Regions from separate parts of the Homo sapiens genome. Here all the other regions are linked to region 3. The links are chromatin loops, found by intact Hi-C in ENCODE. Cell type or tissue: endothelial cell of umbilical vein. All regions are shown on one strand. Links, peaks and the distances in the headings refer to the core of each region. The heading gives the core; the rest is flanking DNA.

Evidence for each region. Hi-C counts contacts between places; a loop is a spot of excess contacts. Peaks named below come from ENCODE experiments on the same cell type or tissue, not always from the same donor. Only the 100,000 strongest peaks of a DNase experiment are listed, where the experiment ranks them.
Region 1: it touches region 3 in a loop (4-fold over the local background); 3 of 110 quality-filtered maps call a loop at or near these places.
Region 2: it touches region 3 in a loop (6-fold over the local background); 15 of 110 quality-filtered maps call a loop at or near these places.

What each region holds. Positions count from the first base shown.
Region 1 is chr6:148,362,959-148,371,063 of GRCh38, forward strand. All of the region lies in intron 1 of SASH1 (SAM and SH3 domain containing 1), which reads left to right. Among named protein-coding and RNA genes, the nearest start is that of SASH1, 24 kb to the left of the region's middle. RefSeq lists a silencer at 1,701-1,901 and enhancers at 3,588-4,464, 4,465-5,340. In endothelial cell of umbilical vein, for the core only: no CTCF peak of the experiment used is centred there; a DNase peak (open chromatin) is centred at 4,573; H3K27ac peaks cover 4,963 bases.
Region 2 is chr6:148,140,027-148,148,131 of GRCh38, forward strand. No RefSeq gene overlaps it. Among named protein-coding and RNA genes, the nearest start is that of SASH1, 200 kb to the right of the region's middle. RefSeq lists an enhancer at 6,405-7,604. In endothelial cell of umbilical vein, for the core only: a CTCF peak has its summit at 5,093 (motif pointing right); DNase peaks (open chromatin) are centred at 5,115 and 6,875; H3K27ac peaks cover 2,019 bases.
Region 3 is chr6:148,461,048-148,469,152 of GRCh38, forward strand. SASH1 (SAM and SH3 domain containing 1) reads left to right here. Exons shown (of 20, transcript NM_015278.5): 5 at 7,498-7,538. Among named protein-coding and RNA genes, the nearest start is that of SASH1, 120 kb to the left of the region's middle. In endothelial cell of umbilical vein, for the core only: a CTCF peak has its summit at 3,898 (motif pointing left); DNase peaks (open chromatin) are centred at 1,174 and 3,864; H3K27ac peaks cover 1,717 bases.

The sequences.
Region 1 (8,105 bases), core at 2,059-7,058, 97 kb before region 3:
CCCAGGACAGAGCTGGGAGAGAGGGTGTGGAGAGAAAGTTGTAGTGCAGCATAGAAGTCTTATTGGTGCAGGGATTCCTGAAGTGGCTTCTTAGGTCTGGGCAGATATGCTGATGTGGGGCAGGGACCCTGGCCAAGGGTTTTGGGCATGGGCTGCATGGCTGCAAAGGAACCTTGGTGGTGATATCCATAAACACAGGGCTGCCCTGCCTCACCCCTTGGCCTCACCCTTTGAATTCCCTGTCCTCAATCCTTTGAATGCAACATCAGATGAATCACGGTGTTCTGGAGGACGTGGCGGTGGATAGTGTTAGGGACGGAGTGATTGAGGCTCTTCTTTATTTTTTTTATTTATTTATTTTTTTGTAGAGACAGGGTTTCACCATGTTGCCCAGACTGGCCTCAAACTCCTGGGCTCCAATGATGCGCCTGCCTGGGCCTCCCAACACTTCTTTTTTTTTTGAGATGGAGTCTTGGTCTGTTGCCAAGGCTGGAGTGCAGTGGCACGATCTTCGCTCACTGCAACCTGCACCTCCCAGATTCAAGCAATTCTCTGCCTCAGCCTCCTGAGTAGCTGGGATTACAGGCGCCCGCCACCACACCCGGCTAATTTTCTGTATTTTTAGTAGGGACGGGGTTTCACCATCTTGGCCATGCTGGTCTTGAACTCCTGACCTCGTGATCCACCCGTCTCGGCCTCCCAAAGTGCTGGGATTACAGGCATAAGCCACCACGCCCGGCCGATTGAGGCTCTTCTTAACCTCTGCTTCAGACCCCTCCTGGTACCACCTCACTCCCTGGTCTTTGAGGCTGTGTAAGATGTGCAGGCATCTTACAAGATTTGGAGAGTCAGAAATCACTCCTTGCTGGATTGCTGAGGGTTAGCAATGAAAGTAAAAGAGGATATGGAGAAAATGGAAACCACTTATAGGATATTTTATTCCCTGTGGATTCTATAATGGACATTTTAATTAAACTCTAATGGGACATACATTCTAAAAAGTTCTGATCCCTGAATAAATTAATATTAATGCCCACCATTCATTCAGAGTAAATGCATTGAGAGAAATGTCCTCACCAAGTAATATAAAAATGGAGAGTTAGAAAAATAAAATTTCCCAGCTCATCGGCAGCCCATCCTGTTGGTAAAGGACTGCTCCCTCTGGTCCATTACTGCCCATTACTTCCTCCAGCTCCACGTCAATGACTCATGCCAAAACCTCCATCACTTCCCTTTGGAGATTATTACACAGCCCAGCAGACATCCTATTAAGAAACTTCTTATTAGCAGAGGAAAAGGAAAGTTTTCACGTTGAGATCGAGAAGGAAGATGATTCATGGTCACGAAGGGAAAGGTCCCCTGAAGTCTTGAGAGATGGCTCACCACTGCTCCACTTTCCTTTGGGGACACACACACTCACCATTAGCTGTGGGAAGTCGATGGGGTGTGTGGAGAGGACCATACTCAATTAAAAGAATGACAGTGGAATCAGTAATTTTGAATCAAGCTCAGCGATGGATTACAAAAGCAAGAGTGTAGACTCCTAACTAATGTAGGGTGGAAGTTGAAACGTGAAAGTTGCCTGTCCTGAGCACGTTTAGAGTTCACAATTCAATATTCAAGAAGAACGTAAGGCTAGCAGTTGCTATAGTTGGGACAGGAAATGACTCAAGTCCAAAAGGAAGGTTTCTGTAGATACAAGGTCAAGATGAGAATAGGTTCTGCCACGGGAAATGGGAAGAACACAAGGATAGAGTCTGCATCATCCCCAAGGGTTCTGACCATAGGAAACATTGCAAAATAGTACAAATGAAGCATGGAGTCAAAGATACCAATATTAAAAAATTAAGAACATTCCATGATTAACAAAAATTTTCCCTCCGGCCGGGCACAGTGCTTCATGCCTGTAATCTCAGCACTTTGGGAGGCTTAGGAAGACAGATCACCTGAGGTCAGGAGTGGGAGACCAGCCTGGCCAACATAGTGAAACCCCATCTCTACCAAAAATACAAAAATTAGCCAGGCATGGTGGTATGTGCCTGTAATCCCAGCTACTTGAGAGGCTGAGGCAGGAGAATCACTTGAACCTGAGAGGCGGAGGTTGCAGTGAGCTGAGATCGTGCCACTGCACTCCAGCCTGGGCACCAAAGTGAGACTCTGTCACAAAAAAAAAAAAGAAAGGAGAGGAAAAAGAAAATTTTCCCTTCAAGTATTTCACTGTGTCAGGTACTTTGTGATCAAGCTAGCTCCCAGCTGTCATGCCTCATTATCATATGATTTACAACCCATGATTGCTTTTTTAAATCGTATGGTCTGTTGACATTGCAAAATCAGTATTTCTCTTCTTTGCACATTCTTTAGCACCTACTATTTGTATCAGTCATTTGACATTTACAGTATTTAGGAAGCCTGATGGCCATTTTTTGTTTTATTGGATCAAATTCTTTTACTATCTTTTTTTTTTTTTTAACTGAGACATCTTGCAGGGCACAGAGTTCTCTGCAAAGATATTGTTGGTTCTCCTGGTAGAGGTGATGAGGAGGGGGTCATACTGAAGTACATCTCATTCTTGCCCACCTCATGACCATATTTCCCTTTAAGAATTCAAATGATGCATCCTCCATGATCGATCCTTAAGCACCTTTGATGTCTTGCTCTCCCTTGCTGAAATGGCTCACATAATGGGAGCTTTAACTGAAGGAGAGATGGAGCTAGGAATATAAAGATCATTTTTGCCTGGGTGTAGTGGCTCATCCCTATAATCCCAGCCCTTTGGGAGGCTGAGGTGGGTGGATCGTTGAGCTCAGGAGTTCGAGACCAGCTTGCACAACATGATGAAACCCCATGTCTACAAAAAAAAAATACAAAAATTAGCCGGGCAGGGTAGCTCGTGCCTGTAATCCCAGCACTTTGGGAGGCCAAGGCAGGCAGATCACCTGAGGTCAGGAGTTTGAGACCAGCCTGGCCAAAGTGGTGAAACCTCATCTCTACTAAAAACACAAAAATTAGCCAGGCGTGGTGGCGTGCGCCTGTAATCCCAGCTACTCAGGAGGCTGAGACAGGAGAATTGCTTGAACCTGGGAGGTGGAGGTTGCGGTGAGCCGAGGTGGCACCACTGCACTCCAGCCTGGGGGATAGAGTGAAACTCTGTCTCAAAAAAGAAAAGAAAAAAAAAAATTAGCCAGGCATGGTAGCGCTGCCTGTATTTCCAACTACTTGGAGGGCTGAGGTGGGAAGATTGCTTGAGCCTGGGACATTGTGGCTGCAGTGAGCTGTGTTCGCGCCACTGCAGTCCAGCCTGGGCAAAAGAGGGAGAGCCTGTCTCAAAAACACAAACCAAAAAAAACCCATAGAGATCATTTTTGAGAAGAAGTTTAAGAAAGGTAGACACTGTGCTGAGGAACTTAGTTGCTAAGATATAGACACAAGAAAATATTGGATACTTGGAAGGAGACGAGCAGACAACAGAACAAGAAGAACTTCATTTAAAGTCTTGTCCGGACTTGGTGGGGCGATGGTGCATTTCTGGTGTCTGACTTGCAATGTCTGGATCCTGAGTATAAGCTCGGCAAGCATTTAGGTTTGGGCCTGAATTTTGTCATTTGTAAAACTAAAAGAAAATAGGGATTCCATTTGTTTTGTTTGTTTGTTTGTTTGAGATGGAGTATTGTTCTTGTTGCCCAGGCTGGAGTGCAATGGTGCGATCTCAGCTCACTGCAACCTCTGCCTCCCAGGTTCAAGCGATTCTCCTGCCTCAGCCTCCTGAGTAGCTGGGATTACAGGTACGGGCCACCAAGCCCGCGTAATTTTTGTATTTTTGGCAGAGACGGGGTTTCACCGTATTGGTCAGGCTGGTCTCAAACTCCTGACCTCCTGATCCTGCCCGTCTGCCTCCCAAAGTGCTGGGATTACAGGCATAAGCCAAGGATTCCATTTGGATACGCTTCTGCAAGTAATTTCCCTTCCTTCTCATCATCTTTGGGTTCTGATGGATTCTGTAACTAGTGGGTAGCTTTTTTTTTTTTTTTTTTAAGACTGAGTCTTGCTCTGTTGCCCAGGCTGGAGTGCAATGGCGTGATCTCTGCTCACTGCAACCTCTGCCTCCCAGGCGCCTGCCACCATACCTGGCTAATTTTTGTATTTTTAGTGGAGGCAGGGTTTCACCACATTGGCCAGGCTGGTCTCGAACTCCTGACCTCAGGTGATCCACCTTCCTCGGCCTCCCAAAGTGCGGGGATTACAGGCGTGAGCCACCGCACCTGGCCACAGTGTATCTTTTTGTTATTGTATTAGGTTGGTGCAAAAGTAATCGCGGTTTATAATTATGCTTCCTTAAGCTAAAAACTTAGGTGAGAACACACCTCAGTCCTTTTAGCAATCCTCAGTTGAGTCTGACCATGCACATTCTTACTTACAAGTTTTAGTTGTCTGAGCCACCGCTTAGCTTGGTTTTTAGTTGCATGGCTGCCAAAGAATTGTTTAGCCAGAGGCCCTGCGCAGGTCTGCAGGGAAACAGAACAAAACACATTGCTCTTGTTTACGTCCTCGGGCTGAACCACCCATTTCTCTGTAGCAGTCAGGATTTCCTCAGGAAGCTTTCCTTGGGGAGGGTGGACCAGGGTGAAGCAGGATGTGATGACACGCAGCCCTCCTGCCCTCTGCAGCCAGCTGAGGTGAAGCCTCTATCTGTATCTGGCCTATGCTTCCTAGTCTGTGAGTTACAAGTCCAGGTCTTCTGCCCCAGGTTGGGGTGATGGAGTTGGTGGGGATGGACGGAGCTGCTGCCCCCATCCCCCTGGCTCCTTACTTCCATTTCATTTTCTTATCTGCAGTGCTGGGGTGAAAAGCCCAGGAGGGGGACACCCCTCGGAGGCCTCGAGTGCCTGGGTGGCAGCGGCTGTGCCAGCATTTCAGTCACAGCTTTTCCCATGGGGCCTGTGGGTGGAGTCGTTCAGGGCTGCGGGGTCTACCGCAAGCCCAGCCTCAGGAAGAAATAATGGAGTGGAGGATGTGGCAATTTGGCCTGGCCAAGCACCCAGCCATATGTTTCCTCAATTCAGGTTAAGTGAATTATTCAACTGTACACTGTAGGCATCTCAGGAGTACTGTTAACTAACCCTAAGTTTTATTTTAAAATATTATGGGGTGGGGATTACTTTCTGTGGAAGGCCTCAGTAGATGGCTTTATAGTTTAAATAAGCAGTAAGGTTAGCTTAAGCTTGTTGTGTGCCCAACTGCAGTGAGCCCGTACTTCTGTGGTGGTGAAGGCAGATTTTGGAGTAGACAGGAATGGATTTGAAGCCAGGATCTGCTCTCTTTTTTCTTTTTTTGTTTTTTAGACAGAGTCTGTTGCCCAGGTTGGAATGCAGTGGCACGATCTCGACTCACTGTAACCTCTGCCTCCCAGGTTCAAGTGATTCTCCTGCCTCAGCCCCCTGAGTAGCTGGGATTACAGGCGCAAGCCACCACACTCAGCTAATTTTTGTGTTTTTAGTAGAGACGGGTTTTCACCATGTTGGCCAGGCTGGTCTCAAACTCCTGACCTCAAGTGATCCACCTGCCTCAGCCTCCCAAAGTGTTGGGATTACGGGTGTGAGCCACTGCTCCCAGCTAGGACCAGCTCTTTGTTAGCCATGTGGCAGTGGACATGGAACCTTCCTGCTTTGATGTCCTCATTGGTGTTGTGCATTAATTGAAATGATGTACAAGAATACCGACAATGTAGTATAGGTATACAGATGCTCAATAAATGGAAATTTTCCCCTTAATTCTCATCCTTCCAACCTCCCCCACATGCGCGCGCACGCGCGCGCACACACACACACACACACACACACGGGGTTCTATTTGTTGTCTGATATAGATACAAGAATCTTCCTGGGCTCTGAATCCACAAATATCAGGAAGTCAATAGAAGGCATTTAGCTTGTTTTACAAACTTGATCAAATGGAACAAAAACAAATAATTTTCAAGGCATTCATATGATGTGGGAAGTTGCATGCTGTCTCTTACTCTGGAAGATACGGATCCATTCACTTGTGGAGCTTTTAGTAAATGCCTGCCTTGTGCAACATTGTGGTGGAGCTGCAAAGAGTTATGAAGGAAACAGACACGTGCATTGGCCTGGCAGAGCTGTACGTGTTGGGGAGAGTACCTGGATGTGCTTAAGTGAAACAACTAGAAATCATCAGCGTGTGCAAGGTAGAGAGACTGGCTGCTTGTTCCAGGAATGCAGCACAGAGGGAGAATCTGTCTTTAGTGGCACAGCCTGCTATGAGAGGGGAAAAGGCTGTTTTGGAAGCTGGGTTTGTCATGAGTCTCTGGGACTTCTGCAGACTGTTTTCATCTGTAGTCACATCTGCTTCACATGTTGAAACTGTTTCTACTCAGGCAAAGGTGATTTCATTATGATGCAGGAAAGTTTTTTGAAGATAGTTTAAGAGTTGGTCATCATAGTCTATTAAAATGATAAGCAACAGTGGCCATTGTTAATGATAAGAGTAATCGTTATGGAGTTCTGGGTATCAGACACTGTTCTGAGTGTTCTACATGGATTATGTCTTTATTTGGCAGCAATGCAAATAATACCTGAGGCAGATACCTCTCTCCAAGACACAAAAAAAATTTAATAACTTTCTTAAGGTCAGAGCCTAGCATCTTAACCACTCTACCATACTGGCTGTTCCCTTTCCATGACAAAAAAACCCAACCTGGCCGGACGTGGTGACTCATGCCTGCGATCCTGGCACTTTGGGAGGCCAAGACGGGTGGATCATTTGAGGTCAGGAGTTTGAGACCAGCCTGGCCAGCATGGCGAAACCCCATCTCTACTAAAAATACAAAAATTAGCTGGGTGTGGTGGTGTGTGCTTGTAATCCCAGCTACTCAGGAGGCTGAGGCATGAGATTCGCTTGAACCGGAGAGGCAGAGGCTGCAATGAGCCGAGATCATGCCACTGCACTCCAGTCTGAGCAACACAGCGAGATTGTCTCAAAAAAAAGAAAAACAAAAAAAAAAAAAAAAAAAAGGAAAGAAAAACCCAACCCAAACCAGCAAAAACAAAAATCCAACCACCTCCTCAAAAAAAATTCTCAAAATAGATAATTTGTTAATAACAAATAGCATTTTTCTCTTTTGTAAGTGGAAGGCAGAGGTGAGGAAGGATAGAAGGATAGATCAAGTGAAAGTGACCTTTCGAATGTCCCTGTCTACACAAAGTATTCTGTGGCCTTTTAAGTCTATCTGTACATCTTTTATTAAAAAACAAATTGTGATATATAGACAAAACCCAAGACAACTCTAAAAAACAAGTAGGTAATTAACTATCACTGGAGATTTAAAGATGGTTGGCAAGATTTGGAATCAGGAGGAAATTTACACAGAACTGGTGTGTGGAAAGTTTTGAAATACTGGTCCCAGCATCTAGTCCTTGAGTCATCCCTATGTTAACACACTAGGTTGAAATATCTCAATTTCAGGTTTTTCCTTTTCTTGTCTCTTAACAGTGCCATCTTGGTTTTCTCCTATTAAATTCTCTCTTTGCTTTGGAGTCTCATGCTTTTTCAAAAATATATTCTGACCTGGCCAGGTGCGGTGGCTCACGCCTGTAATCCCAGCACTTTGGGAAGCCAAGGTGGGCAGATCACGAGGTCAGGAGATCGAGACCATCCTGGCTAACACAGTGAAACCCTGTGTCTACTAAAAATACAAAAAACTAGCTGGGCGTGGTGACGGGCGCCTGTAGTCCCAGCTACTCGGGAGGCTGAGGCAGGAGAATGAAGTGAACCCGGGAGGCGGAGCTTGCAGTGAGCCGAGATCACACCACTGTACTTCAGCCTGGGCAACTGAGTGAGACTCTGTCTCAAAAAAACAAAAGACAAAACAAAAAAACCCTACAAAAATATATTCTGACCTAATAAGGGTCTCATTTTTTCAAAAATATGTACTGACTTTATAAGGTATTCTCAAATGAGGACTAATACATGTTTTTTATGTAAGAAGTGAAACGCTGTCATGAAAACACAATTGGTGAAGGATCTTACCCAGTGCCTTGTGCTTACTGTCATTCTCTTGGCGATCTCCTTGAATGTTGCTGTGAGAATAC
Region 2 (8,105 bases), core at 2,059-7,058, 320 kb before region 3:
CTGTAATCCCAGCTACTTGGGAGTCTGAGGCTCAAGAATCACTGGAACCCACGAGTCAGAGGTTGCAGTGAGCCAAGATTGCATCACTGCACTCTAGCCTGGGCGACAGAGTGAGACTACATCTCAAAAAAAAAAAAAAAAAAAAAGGCTATTTAATTTGCAGTAGTTCAAAGTGGCAGATCCTTACCGAAGGCACCAAAATGCCCATTTTAAATGCCACTACAGTTTATAACCAACTTTTTTATATTTAAATGTTCTTTTATTTAGTGAATATTCATAAGATGGATACAATTTTATACCATATGCCTTTTCCACATTGCTAACATTGTTTTTCATTGAGTTCTTGTATTTAACAAAGCAATGCATATAGATAGTTTTAACAGGTTAATAGTACAGCAAGCTTGATAAAGAAAAACAAGTATTCTCTCCCATCTCCTTGCTCCTAATTTCCCACTCTACAGAGACAATCACTTTCAAGTCCTTTAGTATTTACCCCCATATCAGTACATTACATGCTTAACTGGATGTATATTTATTTACTTTTTTTTTTTTTTTTTGAGACACAGTCTTACTCTTGTCACCCAGGTTGGAGTGCAGTGTCACAATCTTGGCTCACTGCAACCTCCACCTTTCAGGTTCCAGTGATTCTCCTGCCTCAGCCTCCCAAGTAGCTGGGATTACAGGCACCTGTCACCATGCCCAGCTAATTTTTTTTGTATTTTTAGTAGAGATGGGGTTTGACCATGTTGGCCAGGCTGGTCTCAAATTCCTGACCTCAAGTGATTCACCCGCCTCGGCCTCCCAAAGTGCTGGTATTACAGGCATGAGCCACCACGCCCGGCCAATGTATATTTATTTTTAAATTATATGCATTATTGACTTCCTTCTTACCCAATCTCACCCTTCTTGCCCCATCCTCACACACACACTACTTTCCACCATACTTCAAATGAAACTTAATTACAGTTTATATTTATATCAATGCTATATTGCTTATAATTATGTAAGTACTGTTCACAGCTGAGTCATGTAGTTTACTATCATTTTCTTTTTTTTTTTTTTCTTGCTCAAGGTTTTGTTTTCTCTGGAGTTAATCATTTCCTTGGTCTCTTTGCATGTTTGTTTGCTTCCTTTTCTTTTTATTCATCATGAATTCAGCCCTAACTTTTCTAAAAGAACTATACAAATTTTTCCTAATGTTGTCAAACCATCAGATAATAAAATAACTTCCCTTTTTGTTTGTGGAAGCATTCCTTCTAAAACCCTTGCTCTTTTGCTGCACCCTACAAACAATATATGTTCTGGAAGCTACTATCACCATCATTCAGGGAACTCCCTTCCCTTTGCTCCCATATGGGATTTCCTGTTTCCCTGATTCCATCTCTTTCTGTCATGTGACTTGCTCTTTCATTTTGGTGGTGCACACTCACCAGCAACGTCCTGAGAATAAATACAACAGGGGCAAATTTTTGTGTTACTATTACTATTCTGCCTGAATATGATTGTTTTGAGTACTGCATTTGTTAGTTAGATCAATATTATATTCTAGATGGCACATCATTTTCTCTTAGAATCACTGAAATCTTTGCACTATTTTCAAGCTTCCTAGTGGTACTATTGTTCAAAGATATTTTGATACCCAATTTCTTGTATGTGATTTAGTGTTCCCTGCCCCAAGAAAAAACATTTAAAGAAGTTCTCTGTAAACCGTAAAATTTCACAACAATATGCCTTGGTATGAATTTTTCTTATTTATTGTGCTACTCTTGTGTGGGCTCATTCAATCTATAAATTCCTGTTCCTCGTAAGTTTCTTCTCTCTTCTTTATCTGGCTTTTTGAAACTCCTGTTAGTTAGATATATGATCATATCTCATCTATGGTATTCTAGTTTTCTCATCTCTTCTCTTCTCCCCTATTTTTCATCTTTTCGGCTTTTTTTTTTTTTTTTTTTTTTTTGGAGTCTTGCTCTGTCACCCAGGCTGGAGTGCAGTGCAATGGTGCAATCTTGGTTCACTGCAACCTCCACCTCCCAGGTTCAAGCTATTCCCCTGCCTCAGCCTCCTGAGTAGCTAGGATTACAAGCACCTGCCACCATGCCTGGCTAATTTTTGTATTTTTAGTAGAGACGGGGTTTCACCATGTTGGCCAGGCTGGTCTTGAACTCCTGACCTCAGGTGATCCACCCACCTCGGCCTCCCTAAGTGCTGGGATTACAGGCATGAGCCAAAGCGCCCAGCGTGACTTTTTTGTTTTACTTTCTAGAACATATACTAAACTTTGTCATCCAGCTTTTCTATTAAAGTTTTAAATTTTTTTATTATTATTAGTGTTTTCATTTCTTTTTAAAAAACTTAATTGATATGTTACAATTGTACATATTTTGTGGGTGTCTGATATTTTGATACTTGGGTACAATGTATAATGATCAAATCAGGATAACCAGTTTATCCATTACCTTAAACGTTTGTCTTTTTGTGTGTATTGGAATCATTACAATTCTTCTAGTTTCTTCTCTTCTTTTGAAATTTCTAAGAGCTCTTTCTTATTGTTGTGTGCTTTTTGTTTCTTTCTCCTTTTTGTTAATGAATGCTTTCCTCTTATAACTTCGTAAGGACACTAACGATAATCCTTTAGGAAATTTTTTTCTGCTCTCTGAATTAATCTGTTTCCTCTGAGTTCCATCTAATGTTTTGGAGTTTTCTCACAAGTCCCATGACCTTAATAGCCCATTTGTGTCTAAGAGAGAAGTGTTAAAATTCTGATCAGATGCTCTTTGTGCACAAATGAACTTCATGTCTTACCAGTGGACCTAGACATTGCTTTGGAAGACCCCAAGTATTAATCCCCCCCATCCCCTTGCTGATCCATTGCCCCTGAGTAAAACACTCTAACCTCCCCTGAATAGAGGTTATCAACTCAGATTAGTAGTTGTCAGACAATGTTCTGAGATGCAAATGGGGCACAGAGGTGGGAAGGACATACCTTCTCCCAACTCCTGTGTTTGCATGACCTGTCTCCTTCCCATTTCCACAGCCTCTGTGATTCCTCCTCTCCAGCAAGTAAACCTGCTTCCCCTGGGAGCTGAAGGGACTGGCTGGGGAAGGAGGATGGAGGGTTCAACTGCACCAATTCAGCGAGTTCCATTTCAACTCCGGGCACCTGTGGCTTCCAATTCCTAGGACATGCTGGAGTTCTTTGGTGCAAAACACATAATTTCTTGTTGACACTCCACTACCAGCCTTGAGTTTTGGGTTTCTTCTCTCTGCTCTGTCTGTTACTCCCTGCGTTCAGCTGTCCATGTTTCAGAATTTAATCACCTTGTCTGCTCTCTCATTCTCTCTTATCCCTTGTGTACTTCCATTATTTTTGTTATCTTTATTACCTTTTTAGAGAAATTTGGACAGAAGCAAAGATAAGCACAGGGGTTAACCTAGCATGGCTTAATTAAAAGTTTCTCCCTCTCTTGGATTTATACTACTTATTTTCCACACTCAAATATCCTTGAGTTTTCTTTCATGTCACAGTTATGTTCTGAGTGATGTAAGATATTCCATGGGAAAAGGGGGGTTCTATGGTCAAGGAACAGGGTACACTATTCCCTCACCTCTTGCTTCTAGTTTCCTTTGTGACATCTGAAATATTATGTTCTTTATTCCGATTTAATTTTTGGTTGTTGATTATGTATCCCCAGCTATCATGTAAGCCCCCTGAAGTTACAACACAATGCTTGCTTGTGTTTTCTATTATGCTTGCAGACCACCCTTTAGATAGATATCTGTCACTCCTGCTTAGAATGTGAGCCCGTTGGACAGGGACAGTTCCTTATCCATCTCTATCCTCTGTATCCCCAGCACCTGTCAGAGTAGCTGTAATATCACAGGGATCACTGAGTGTGCTGATAAGTGAGTGGGTGCGTGCTTTCTCCTACATTTCATAATCCCTTTCTCACTGTGTGTCTGGGGAGAGTCCCTGAAAGCACAGTAGATGCCGTGGCATCTTTCAGCTGAAGGATTTACGTGCTCCTAAATGCGAAATCATCTAATACTGAGCGTTCTTCCCATACAGTAGGACAGAGGCCGGGTAGTGATTTGGGGAAATGGTATGAATTCTGCCTTTTTCTCCTCACCCATGCACATGCCAGCCCTTAAAGAGTATCTGCGTGGTCACTCCAGCCAGACCCCCTGCAGCCCCCCAGTCAGAAGCCAGATGGTCTTTCTACTTCTCTGAAAGAGAGGAGTGTTTCTGGTAGTCCTAAGGTAAACCTCAGAATTCATTTTCCTGGACAAATAATTTTATAAATGGTTGGCCAACTTTAGTAGAAATGGTACTGTTAGTAAAATATTTCCAATTCAATCTGGGTTAAATTGATTTTAGGGGTTACCCTTGGAAACGAATTATCATATTTTAAATTTTTTTCTGTGGGAAAATGTATTTTGAGTTCCAAATGACTAAGTTATATATACACTTTAGGAACACTGCTCACTCGTATGTTAGGGACTGATTATATTGTATTTGTAGTCCATCTGGGGCTATGAGAACAAAAAGAAAATCAAATCATCAACTGGATAATATCACCACTGAGAGCAACAAATCTAAAGTAACAAAATAGTCCATAATATGGAATATCACATCAGAATAAAAATGAATGTATTTTACACAGTTTGTGATATTTGTGGGCTGGCTTGGTGTCTGCAAGAAAGAATGTCTCATAAAATTGTACTGAGTGGGTCTAATGTGAGATTATGTTTGATTCTGTGCTAGGGCCTGAGATAGTATAACTTAGTTATGAGTCCAGAAAAAAGTGATGATGGGCACTTTGCCATTTACCACCTATATAGAGGCCTGAATCATTACACAGTGTATTTTTTAAAATCTTTTGAAGCCTTGTGAATGGACTAAAATTGACTTGGTGGTGGAAGATGGAGCTCAGAGGTTAGGGTCCTCTCTCAATTTTGTTTTGTTGCTTTTTTATTTTGATCACATTAATATGGTCATATTAATAGTCAACTCAATGTTTCAAAGCAAAATGGAGATGGAATTCTGGACATTCGGAGTTCTGGTGGAACAAACACTTCACACCAGGGGGCGCAATGGAGCCACGGCCTTTTATACACACAAGCACATTGATGATGTCTAAGAGCAGCGACTGGGAGGAATAGAAGAAAAGGAAAAACGAAATAGGAGAGTGTTTCATAAGAATAAAGTCTACAGAGAGACTAATTTCTCCTAAAATTAAAATCATGCTACCACAGGCTTTATGTCCAATTATATGTCATTTGAGTGGCCTGAATACTTTTTACTTCATGATTTATAGATCCAAAAATAGGTACAGAATGAACGTATGTTTATTTTGCTAAAGACTTTAAGAATTCCGTTACCGTTATTGTAAAATAATTCAAAATCATGAAACAGATTCATTATAACACCAGCTCATTTAGTTATTATTTAGAGACTATATATGTATAATACTTTAAAAGGTATAGTTGACATAAAAATTCGATGTATTTATTAGGTACAACATGATTTTTCAATGTAAGTAAACTTTGTGAAGCAGTTGAAGCAAGCTAATCAGGGAACATATATTAACTCAATACTTTATTTGGGCCAGACACTGTGCTAGCTGCAACCTTTAAATTAATTATTGGGGCTACAGTGCTTAATAAAACCAGTTCATAATCTGTTGCTGCTGGAGTACAAAAAGTTGAATGACCTTACAAATTCAGTATTTCTATATTTGTCACTATTTTTTTTATTGCATATGTTGTTTCCTGGGTAGTCCTAATATGTTATATGAGTTATTTTATGCTTATATTGTGACTGCATTTTTAATTGAAGAAACATTTGCCATCTTTCACTTTTTAAACTAAAGCCAAAATACAGGTATGCTTAGCAGTTTATTGTTTTCAAATTTTCAAATCAGGTAAATTTGATTAATTTCATTTAATAAATGAAAAAGAGATTGGGTACGGTGGTTCACACCTGTAATCCCAACACTTTGGTAGGCTGAGGCAGGAGGATTGCTTGAGGCCAGGAGTTCGAGACCAGCCTGGGCAACATAGAGAGATGCTGTATCTCCAAAAAATAAAACAATTAGCCTGGTGGCGCACTACTGTAGTCCCCGCCACTCAGGAGGCTGAAGTAGGAGGAATTGCTTGAGCCCAGGAGTTCGAGGCTGCAGTGAGCTATGATAGTGCCACTGAACTCCCATCAGAGTGAGAGAGCAAGACTGTCTCTTAAAAAAAAAAAATGAAGAGAGTAAAACATTATGCCAAGTTACTAACCAGATACTTGCTAAAAGGTAAATGATAGATTTAAAAATATAAAAAGTCTTTGACTCTTAGTATCCCATGGAAGCACAAAAATTCACAGTGGTTTGTAGATGGTGATAATAATTTTTTTTTCTTGGCATCTCTAAGAATATATTACCTACCATAAAGATTGTATACTGTCAGGAAATAAAACATTTTAAAATAATATTCAAAAAAACCTAGTCTCATGAGAGGCAAAAGTTTTCAAGTATTAACTACAAAAAGTTCAGTTGGAAATTTCCCCGTCTTCCGAGAGGTGTCATGAGCTGAGTCAGCTCCTAGCTGTGACCTTCATGTGACCTCATACATCACCTTCACCTCTCTCAGAAAATCTATGTCTTCATTCTTAAAGATAAGGACAATAACCTGCTTTGCATTGAGGAAGAAGTCAATTAAAAGATGAGATTACCTGTGTGTAAGCATTTTGTACAGAGGAAGCACTTTTTTTCTTCCTCTCATTATCATCATTGCCTTGACTCATTTCCTGTTGTGCCCGGAAGGCGGGGGCACCTGTGAAATTAGAATGCAGCAGGGCAGGGGGTTTTCATTGGCTCAGTTCCCGCTGGTGCTGCTAGGTAACTTTGCTCATATCCTGTCTGGAAGGACAGACAAGGGTCAGACTGGATGCAGGCTGGGACACCATCAGCTTCTCACAGTTGCTTTTTCTCTCCCCATCATGGGTCTGGCCTGCTCTTAGAACTGAGTCATCGCTGATTATTCTCCCAAACACAGGAAAATCCAGGATACCCTAGCGTACCCACTTTTAGGTGCTGACACATTGCAAGCCTCACACTTCATCCATGGTTTTAAGGATCACCTTGAACCATGGAAACGTGAGGGAAGCGAGAGGAAAGAGGCGGTGGGCGGCTCTGGCAGCAGGTGTTTTCATCAGGGGAGACCAGTTCTTCTGGGCCGCATCCCCATCACCCTTCAGACTGATGAGCTCTAAAGAAGGGATTTGCTCTACAGTGTGTCAGTTAAATGTAGTAATCATTTTTCTTCGAAGGAAAAAGAGGCAGGAAGAAGCACGTGCTCACTCACCAGCATTACAGCTTTTGCTCCCTGATCACAACAATAGATTTGGGCTGATTTCCTATTTTCAGGCAATCAGTGATGGGAGGAGAGGGAGCCATTAGCAGGTGCCCTAGTTGACCTTCAGCTAAATTATCGTCCCTTTCCCCTCCTGCCTTTCTTTCAATACAAGGAGAAGGGGAAGGGGGGGAGAGTAGCTCTCCATTTAAAAAAAAAAAAGGAAAAGGAAAGGAAACAGGTGCGTGGTCAGAGCTATCTAGCAAAGGGATTTAATTGATGGTGACAACAGCATTCTTAATCTGACAGCTGTTTTGGTTGTTTCATCCCTTTGTGTCATCGAATAGGAAAATAACTTATTAGAGCTATTCATGTCAGAGATAGTCAATAAATATCAGTTGGACTGTAAGTATATGGGATATTGCTTGAAAAAAATGAGGGTTTTTTGTTTTTTTAACTTTTTTTAAAATCTGTAATGTTAAAGGCAAAGGTGCAGTCTAGTCAGCTTTGGCATCCCAACACAGTTCCTGGAAGTAGTTTTTCCAAATAAAGCACTGCAACCAAATGACAATCAGCAGATTTCAAATACATATTTTTTGACTCTTGCTCTGTCAGAGATGGCCTATCCAAAGAGAAGATGGAGATCAGAAATATTGAAAGCTCAGTTCAATGTCATCCCAAATAAATATCTCTCAGGCTGTGCAAATTAGTTACCAGTAAGTACAGTTTGAAACGTGGATAGAAGTACATTACTTTCCAACAATTGG
Region 3 (8,105 bases), core at 1,076-6,075:
CTTGGAGCTTCCCCAGTGCCAGACACTGCGCAAAGCTCTTAACATTCACTGTCTCATGTGATCCTCTTAACAGTCCATTAAGGGGTACTGTTTTTATCATCACAACTGCACTTAGAAAGACAGTCAAGGCTTAGATTGGTGGCAGCGCTGTCATTTACCCCTAGTTCTGCCTGACTCCTGAATGTGTGTGCTGGGTCAGGCCATTGTCTTGGTTTTGGTATTGCAGACACCTGCCTTGTTCATTTATAAAGGTGACCCTGTAACAAAAAGCCAGCAAGTTCAGGCTGGGAATAGACTGTGAAATGAAAGAAAAAACCTGTATGGGGATTGTTTTGACCGGCTTGACAAAATGTCACCCATGTTGTCATTGATATTGATTATTCCTGGAGTTCTAACAGTATGCCAGATTTTGGCAATAGAATTGCTTTTCTGTCTCAGCCAGTGAATTCACAAGCTAAATCATGGGGCCAAGCAAGAGAGGTGCATAGGGCATGGAATTTAAGGAGGCAACTCACTCCCTGCACCTGCCGGATTCTGAGAGAATCTTACACCAAATCAACACCAAATCTGTAAGAGGTGACCTCTTACAACTTGGGCTATCTGTGTCTCTCTGGCATCATCCAAGTCCTGGCCCTGTGGCTGGAGAAAGGGTGACTCTTGAGTTTTTATGGCAACTAGTGGATAGTATGAATTGAATTTTGTTTCATATCTATTTCTCTTAAACAGAGGAGATAGGTTTGTGTGATAAAAGTATCTTTGATACCCAAAGGATAGAAAGAAATATTAAATTGAGGAATTACTTCTTTAACATGTAATGATTTGTCATGAAAGGAGCAAAATATGAAGGTACAGTTATCCATACTTAAGTAGGACATAAAGAAAATGAAAATCTTAACTACTTCTTAATGTAAGCCCTTCAACCTTTTAACCTTCCCCTGCCTCCCCCTGTACATGCACAATTCAGTAGCACAGATGTGTCAGGCTTTTTTTTTTAAATGGTGGAGAAAAGGCTGCTACTGGCTTTCGGGACTGCCTTGGCAGGCCTGGGATGATGCAGGAAAAGACCCAGACACAGCAAAAGACCAGATTTCAAATTCAGCAGGAAATCAACTAATGGAGAAGTTGATTTCCTGAGACTCAAGATTAAGGAACTTTGAAAATCCCTTAAGTACAGGTTTTCCAGTAACATATAGCATATGTTCCTTTCTTGGAAATGAGGTTATAACCACTTTCCTTTCTTTTTCTTTTCTTTTCTTTTTTTTTTTTCTTGGTTATAATGAAGTTTCTGGACAGCTCATCAAAGCCAAAACATGAAGTGTATTTTAGGAATTTGTTTATGCTTGGCCATTCATTGCACTTTTCTGGTGTGCTGGACTCAGTATGTAGAAACGAGATAGAGTTGTCTTTGTCTGGATGTAGCTTAGACTATTTGTATATAAACAGAAGAAGAAAAATGAGTTTGAGCCATAGTATTTGGCTTCCTTTCCTTCTAGAAGCAGATAGGGGGGTCTTGCAATAGCCAGATAGTCAATTCCTGAAAAGTGTTCTTGGAATATTTAGTTCTGATACTTCCATAGACCATGGTGAGGTTTGGTGTTGAAAACTTTCTGTTTTTGCAGGTTCTTCTGAGTATCATTTTAGCAATTTACTCAAGAGCTGGGCCAGTATGTAATGGTATCCCCTTTCTGTCTATCCCTTAAATAATAGAAAAGAAGCATCCTGTTAAAGAATGTATACAATTTGGAATTCTGTTATACAAATGAGGAGGAGTCTGGGGAAGAGGGTGAGGTGTTGAACTCAGGAGTCAGAGACGTGGCCACCAAGCCCAGTTATGCCCTTGCCCAGCACGATTGGACCTCAGGCATGTCATCACTCCCATCTCAGTGACAGTCCTATTCTGTGATGGGGGGTAATGAGAGTATTGCATTTGAGAGGTGGAATTCTATACAAGTGTAAAGAATTTCATGTTGACCTGTGTTGTGTTCCTCCTCCTACTCTATGGTCTTACGAGGATCTCCACTGTAAAGCAGTAGACTCACTGGAAAAGAAAATATGGCAACCTAGAGTTTCCACTGTGTGGAGTGAGAGACTGCAATATAATTTTTTTTTTTTTTTAAGATGGAGTCTCACTTTGTCACCCAGGCTGGAGTGCAGTGGCGCAATCTCGGCTCACCGCAACCTCCACCTCCTGGGTTCAAGTGATTCTCCTGCCTCAGCCTCCTGAGTAGCTGCGATTACAGGTGCTCTCCACCACGCCTGGCTAATTATTGTATTTTTAGTAGACATGGGGTTTCACCATGTTGTCCAGGCTGGACTCGAACTCCTGACCTCAGGTGATCCACCCGTCTCGGCCTCAAAGTGCTGGGATTACAGGGTCAGACACTGCGCCCAGCTGCGATATAATTTTTGTAAAACGGAGTTTAATAATATTCTAACCAGAAAGGTAAAGGAGCACTCTGCCTTCTTTTCCTTCTCCCACTGGCTGCTCCTCCTAAGTCTCATTGCTGGGCCTCACTTTCTCTTTATGACCACTAAAAATCGGGTTGCCCTGGAGCTCAGTCTTCATAATGTTTCTCTTCGTAGTGTTCAGTCAGAGCTTAGAGTATGCAAGTCACTTACAAATTCTTATCTGCAGCTCTAGACTCACATGTCCAACTGTTTCTTTACTGTCTGCACAGGGATGTTTAATAAGCACCGCACACTTAGCATGTCCAAAGGGGACCTCTTGTTCCCTCCCCTGCTGTTCCCCTGCCCAGCTTTCCCCATCTGGGGAAGTGAATGTTATTTCATTATTTAGGTTTCTGCTCAGAGAAGCCTTCTCTGTCCCATCACCTCAACTTCTCCTCACTCCTTGACTCTGCAGTCGCCCTTCTTGAATCTGTCTTGTTTATTGCTATGTTCTCAGGACCTCAGAGGATGCCTGACTCCTACTGAGAGGTGAATAAATAAATACTGAATGAAAGAATGAGTGAAAATGAATACACAAAGCAATTTAACAAAGAATTTGTTAAAGACAGAGGTAGGAGGAAAGAAACCAGTTCTGGGGATACTGTCTCTTAAATTATTTTTATTTTTCAATGGGATTGATAAATTCCTTAATGTAGGAATTTTCTTAAGTGAATTTTGCCTTCAGGAACAGCTAAAGCAGTTTAGGGATCTTGAGGAAAAATGTTGACACTTAAGCAGATAGATTTGGGGTCTTAATAGTAGGAGTTATTGATGAACAAATATTTGCTAAGGTTCAGTTCTGAGACTTTAAATCCAATACTTGATGATAATTAAATGTTTAAATGGATTTTTAAAGCACAGCAGAATATTAATTATTGCTTCCTGGTCATCAAAATCCATGCTGAAGTTACCATACTTTTTACCCATTGACAATGAAAAAGATGAGTCCAAAGAGCAGATCCAGCTCCAGCGCCCACCATCCTCAGGCCTGGGGCTTCTGGCTGGAGGAAGGAGGTACTACTACCAGGAGGCCTCTTTGGAGCTGACGTCTGAGCATTAATTTCTTCCACCAGGAGATTAGTAAATGACCCCTTCCACCTGCTGCCATCCACTTTTGGACTTGGGTTATATCATTGATTTTTGCTCCTGCTGGATGAATTGTAATAATCATTCTCAAGGAGAAAGGAGATGGCATTTTGCACTGCTTCTATGCCAGCTTCTGTTTGCAGGGAGAAAGTCACTGCATCCAAATTCACACATTGAATTTGGATTCAACGTAAAATTCAAAGGATTGTAAATTTGATGAGTTGGGGAGCCTCACGCTTATGAAACATGGGCTTGTTATTCTTTGGCCAGCATCTAGGTGGTGAACTTGTGAAATTTTAAAAACAAAATCCCACTCACCACAGCAAGATGAATAAAGAAACTACAGTGCCATCTGCTGGCATCCTGGGGAAGTTCAAGCAATGCCTGGGCCAAGTCCAAACCGGAGGATAAAATTATTCAAAGTGTGTGGTAGTTTGAAGACAGTAGATTAAAAATAGTGAAAATATTGTCAGTCATCATTTCAGAGAGGAAAATGCAATCACATTTTGTGCTAATGGTGTAGCAGTGGGAGCGTACATTTTTCTGCAGTGTACTTTTTGAAGTATTTTGATGACTTTTAGGGAAAGTAAAAATTCACAATTTGTGTTTTCACTTATTACATAATAAGTTTTATCCTGAGGTGGGGATATTTGGTCCATAGCAGTTAGGTCAAGACTTCTCTAGTCCTGGCCGGTCACGGTGGCTCATGCCTGCAATCCCAGCACTTTGGGAGGCCGAGGCGGGCAAATCACCTGAGGTCAGGAGTTCAAGTCCAGCCTGGTCAACATGGTGAAACCCCGTGTCTACTAAAAATACAAAAATTAGCCAGGCATAGTGTCATATGCCTGTAGTCCCAGGAGGCTGAGGCAGGAGAATCGCATGAACCTGGGGGTGGAGGTTGCAGTGAGCCGAGATCGCATCACTGTACTCCAGCCTGGGCAGCAGAGTGAGACTCTGTCTCCAGGAGAAAAAAAAAAAAAAAAAAGACATCCCTAGTCCTTAGGGTGAGGACAAAAATACATATGGGGCTCCCTGTCCCTCTGGTGGCCCCTTACAGAAAACATGTTTAACCAGCTGCAGACCCCAGCCCGCTGAAGTAAGGTGGCAGCTGCACAGTCCCATGACTTGAAGTGCAAAGTACAGCACAGTAAGATTTTTTAAAAAAATTAAGAAGCTAAACTTAGCAGAAACCCTTCTTTCTTTCTGAAGGATTTCCTGCCTCAGTCCCCAGCCAACTAGCTTGCTCTTATTTTGCTCCCACTTCTCCCGTGGCCCTGAGCATGTTACATTTGCTGCTTCTCTTCCTCATTCTTCTCCTCCCCTTCCCCCTCGTCATTTCTTATGCTTTTTTGTTCCTGTCTCCCTCCGTCTCTAACCTGTGGCTCCCCTTCCTTCGTGTTCATCCATGTACCTTACTTGTGCGTTGTTCAGTACATTTTGGCTGAAAGATTTAAATTTTGAAATGGCTACCTCCTAAAAGCCTTGCAGGTAAATACAGGTATTTTCATTTTTGTGTGGATAGGAGGAAGGAGAGTAGGTCCTAGCCATGTTTTGGCACAATTTGGTGATAAGTGAGATTTTCCTTACATGTTCTGTATTCACAGCACAGGAATAAGGGGAAATAACTAGAATTCAAAACTAGCTCTTGTCCTCTCTAGCGGTTTCTCCCCTGATTCTGTTCTTAGCTCCGACTCTCCCTTAGTTTACAATAGAAAGCTTTCAGATTTTTGTGCTGGTCATCAACAGTTCTCTGCACTCAGCCGTGGAGAATGGTGGTGCTTGCAGGGCATGGGCCTGCCACTCAGAAATGGCACCCAGTGGTCAGCCCACACCAGTGCAGCTACACCAAAGGGTGGTGGCTTATTAAAGGCTGCTCTGCGTGAAAAAGCCTCCCTCCCCTCTCTCTGGTCACCTTAGATTCTCAAGGTCCTTTTATCCAAAAGGTAGGCAGAAAATCACTTTAGGTGATTAGGATATTCAATTCTTCTTCCTCTGAATGAGACAGAGTCTCATTCAGTCACCCAGTTTGGAGGTCAGTGGTGTGATCATAGCTCACTACAACCTCGGACTCCTGGGCTCAAGTAGTCCTCCTGCTGCAGCCTCCTGAGTAGCTAGAACTAGCACTATAGATGCATGTCACCATACCCAGTTGAACTTTTTAGAAGTTTTTTTTTTAAAGAGACAGTGTCTCACTATGTTGCCCAGGCTGCTCTCCTCCTGCCTCAGCCTTTGCTCTAATTTTTTCAGTGTAACTCATACCTGGCCTCCCACTTTCTTGTCTTCCCTAGCCTTCAGATGCAAAAATCACCTCTTCCATCTTCCTTCCTGGTGGTGAACTTGTAGTGAAGATTCAGGTTTAAATCCCCCAAGTGTCTGTGTCTCTTCTGATGCAGGTGCCTTCTTTCTGGTTTCCCTTGGCTGTAAGCCCAAGGATACTGTATTTTCCTTCTGGGATTTGGACACACCTAATGAAAGATTTTGCTCCACACTCTACTGTTCCCTGTTCCTTTTTTTTTTTTTTTTTTTTTTTTTGGTGATACAGTTTCACTCTGTTGCCCAGTCTGGAGTGCAATGGTGCGATCTTGGCTCACTTCAACCTCTGCCTCCCAGATTCAAGCAATTCTCCTGCCTCAGCCTCCCGAGTAGCTAGGATTACAGGCCTGTGCCACCACGCCTAGCTAATTTTTGTATTTTTAGTAGAGACGGAGCTTTGCCATGTTGTCCAGTCTGGTCTCAAACTCCTGACCTCAAGTGATCTGCCCACCTCGTTCCCTTTTTGATACAACCAATTTTAACTTTCTTTGGCTTTCCCGCTTTCTTTCTTTAAATTTTGTTTGTCTAAGTTTTTTTCTGGAGAAATGCTTAATGAACTGGTTTTGGGCTGTGCACACTTTTCAGATTATTTGGGTTAATCTGTATCTGCCTTCACAAACTGGCAGCCAAAGGTGTTGGGGTGGGAGGCAAATTCGATGCCCAGACATGTATTGATTAATTTGGACACATGTTTAAAAACATTGGTTTCTTTACCATCACTTAAAAATGTTAGAGCTCTTGTATAAAAATACAGATTTCTGGCTGGGCACAGTGGCTCACGCCTGTAATCCCAGCACTTTGGGGGGCCGAGGCAGGAGGATTGCATGAGGTCAGGAGTTCCAGACCATCCTGGCCAACATGGTGAAACCCCGTCTCTACTAAAAATACAAAAATTAGCCAGGCGTGATGGCGCATACCTGTAATCTCAGCTACTTGGGAGGCTGAGACAGGAGAATCGCTTGAACCCAGGAGGCGGAGGTTGCAGTGAGCCAAGATCATGCCACTGTACTCCAGCTTGGACTACAGAGCAAGACTGTCTCAAAAAAAAAAATGCAGATTTCTGTCTTCTTTTTGAACATTGGAAGATTCAGCAGGATGGACATTGCACTTGCCAATTGGCAGCAACCAACTGGAGGAACTGTGTACTGGCCGCCCCCTTTATTAGGGACACTCAATATCCTGTTGTGGGTGTCTCACCCGCCTCCCTGCCCCCTTTGTTTTCCTAGAGCCGACCACTGTACTCATCTGTGGGCCCAAGTGGCATTTGTGGTGCTGAGTTTATGTTTTCATTATTATTTGCTTTCTCTTTTCCTCTTACACAAGAGACTTCCCAATGGCAGTAACTTCACTTGTATTAGTAGTTCACAGAATGAAAGGTACTTCAGTGATCGTCTAGTGAAGTCTGTCTTCTTCATTTAATATTACAGGTCTCACCTTCGAGTGAGTCTTTAATAAATGTCGACAAATGGCACACGAGTCTATTTCTAGGAAGTCAGCAGATGGGTAGAAAAAGCCAGTGGTAAATAGCCTATAACAATTTCCCTGGCTGTATTAAGTAGTATTGATGCTGGGTCAAACTAGTTAGGAGGATTTTCAGTTCTCCCATGAAAGCAAGGCTCTCTGGTAATCTGATTTGTTTTTCTTTTCTAGGAACCCTCTTCATAAATCAAACTCAGAAGACAGCTCTGTAGGTCAGTACCACTTTTCTTGGTTTACCTATTTAATTATTTCAATACTTTATAGAAAACACGAATATGTGAAAATACAAAACCCACAAGAATCCTTCTACTCAGAAATAAACACTGTTAAGATTTTGATGTACATCCTTATTCTCCTTTTTCTAGGCAGTTTTAAAAAAATATAATTGTGATCATATTCTGCATACTGTTTTATAGTTTTTAACTTGAATATGTTATGAGCATTTTCCCATGACTGAATATTCTCTACGTTAATACAGAAAAATTAGAAGCAACCTAAATATCCAGCAAAGAATGAATTGGTTAATTAGCTTATGGCACATCCAATATGGTGGAATATTATGCAGACTTAAAAATTTACTGCTGCTATAAAAATCCTGGGGTCTGTGTCCCTAATAATGTCCTTAGGATAAATCCTTCAATTTGGAATTTTTTGGATCCAAGATTATGCATAATTAAGGCATTGTATGTTTTATATATTCTTGATTATAAAATTCACTCTTGGTTTAGTAACAGCTATTTTGTTTGGGTCACAGGGTGGGTGGCTGATAGTGATTAGGA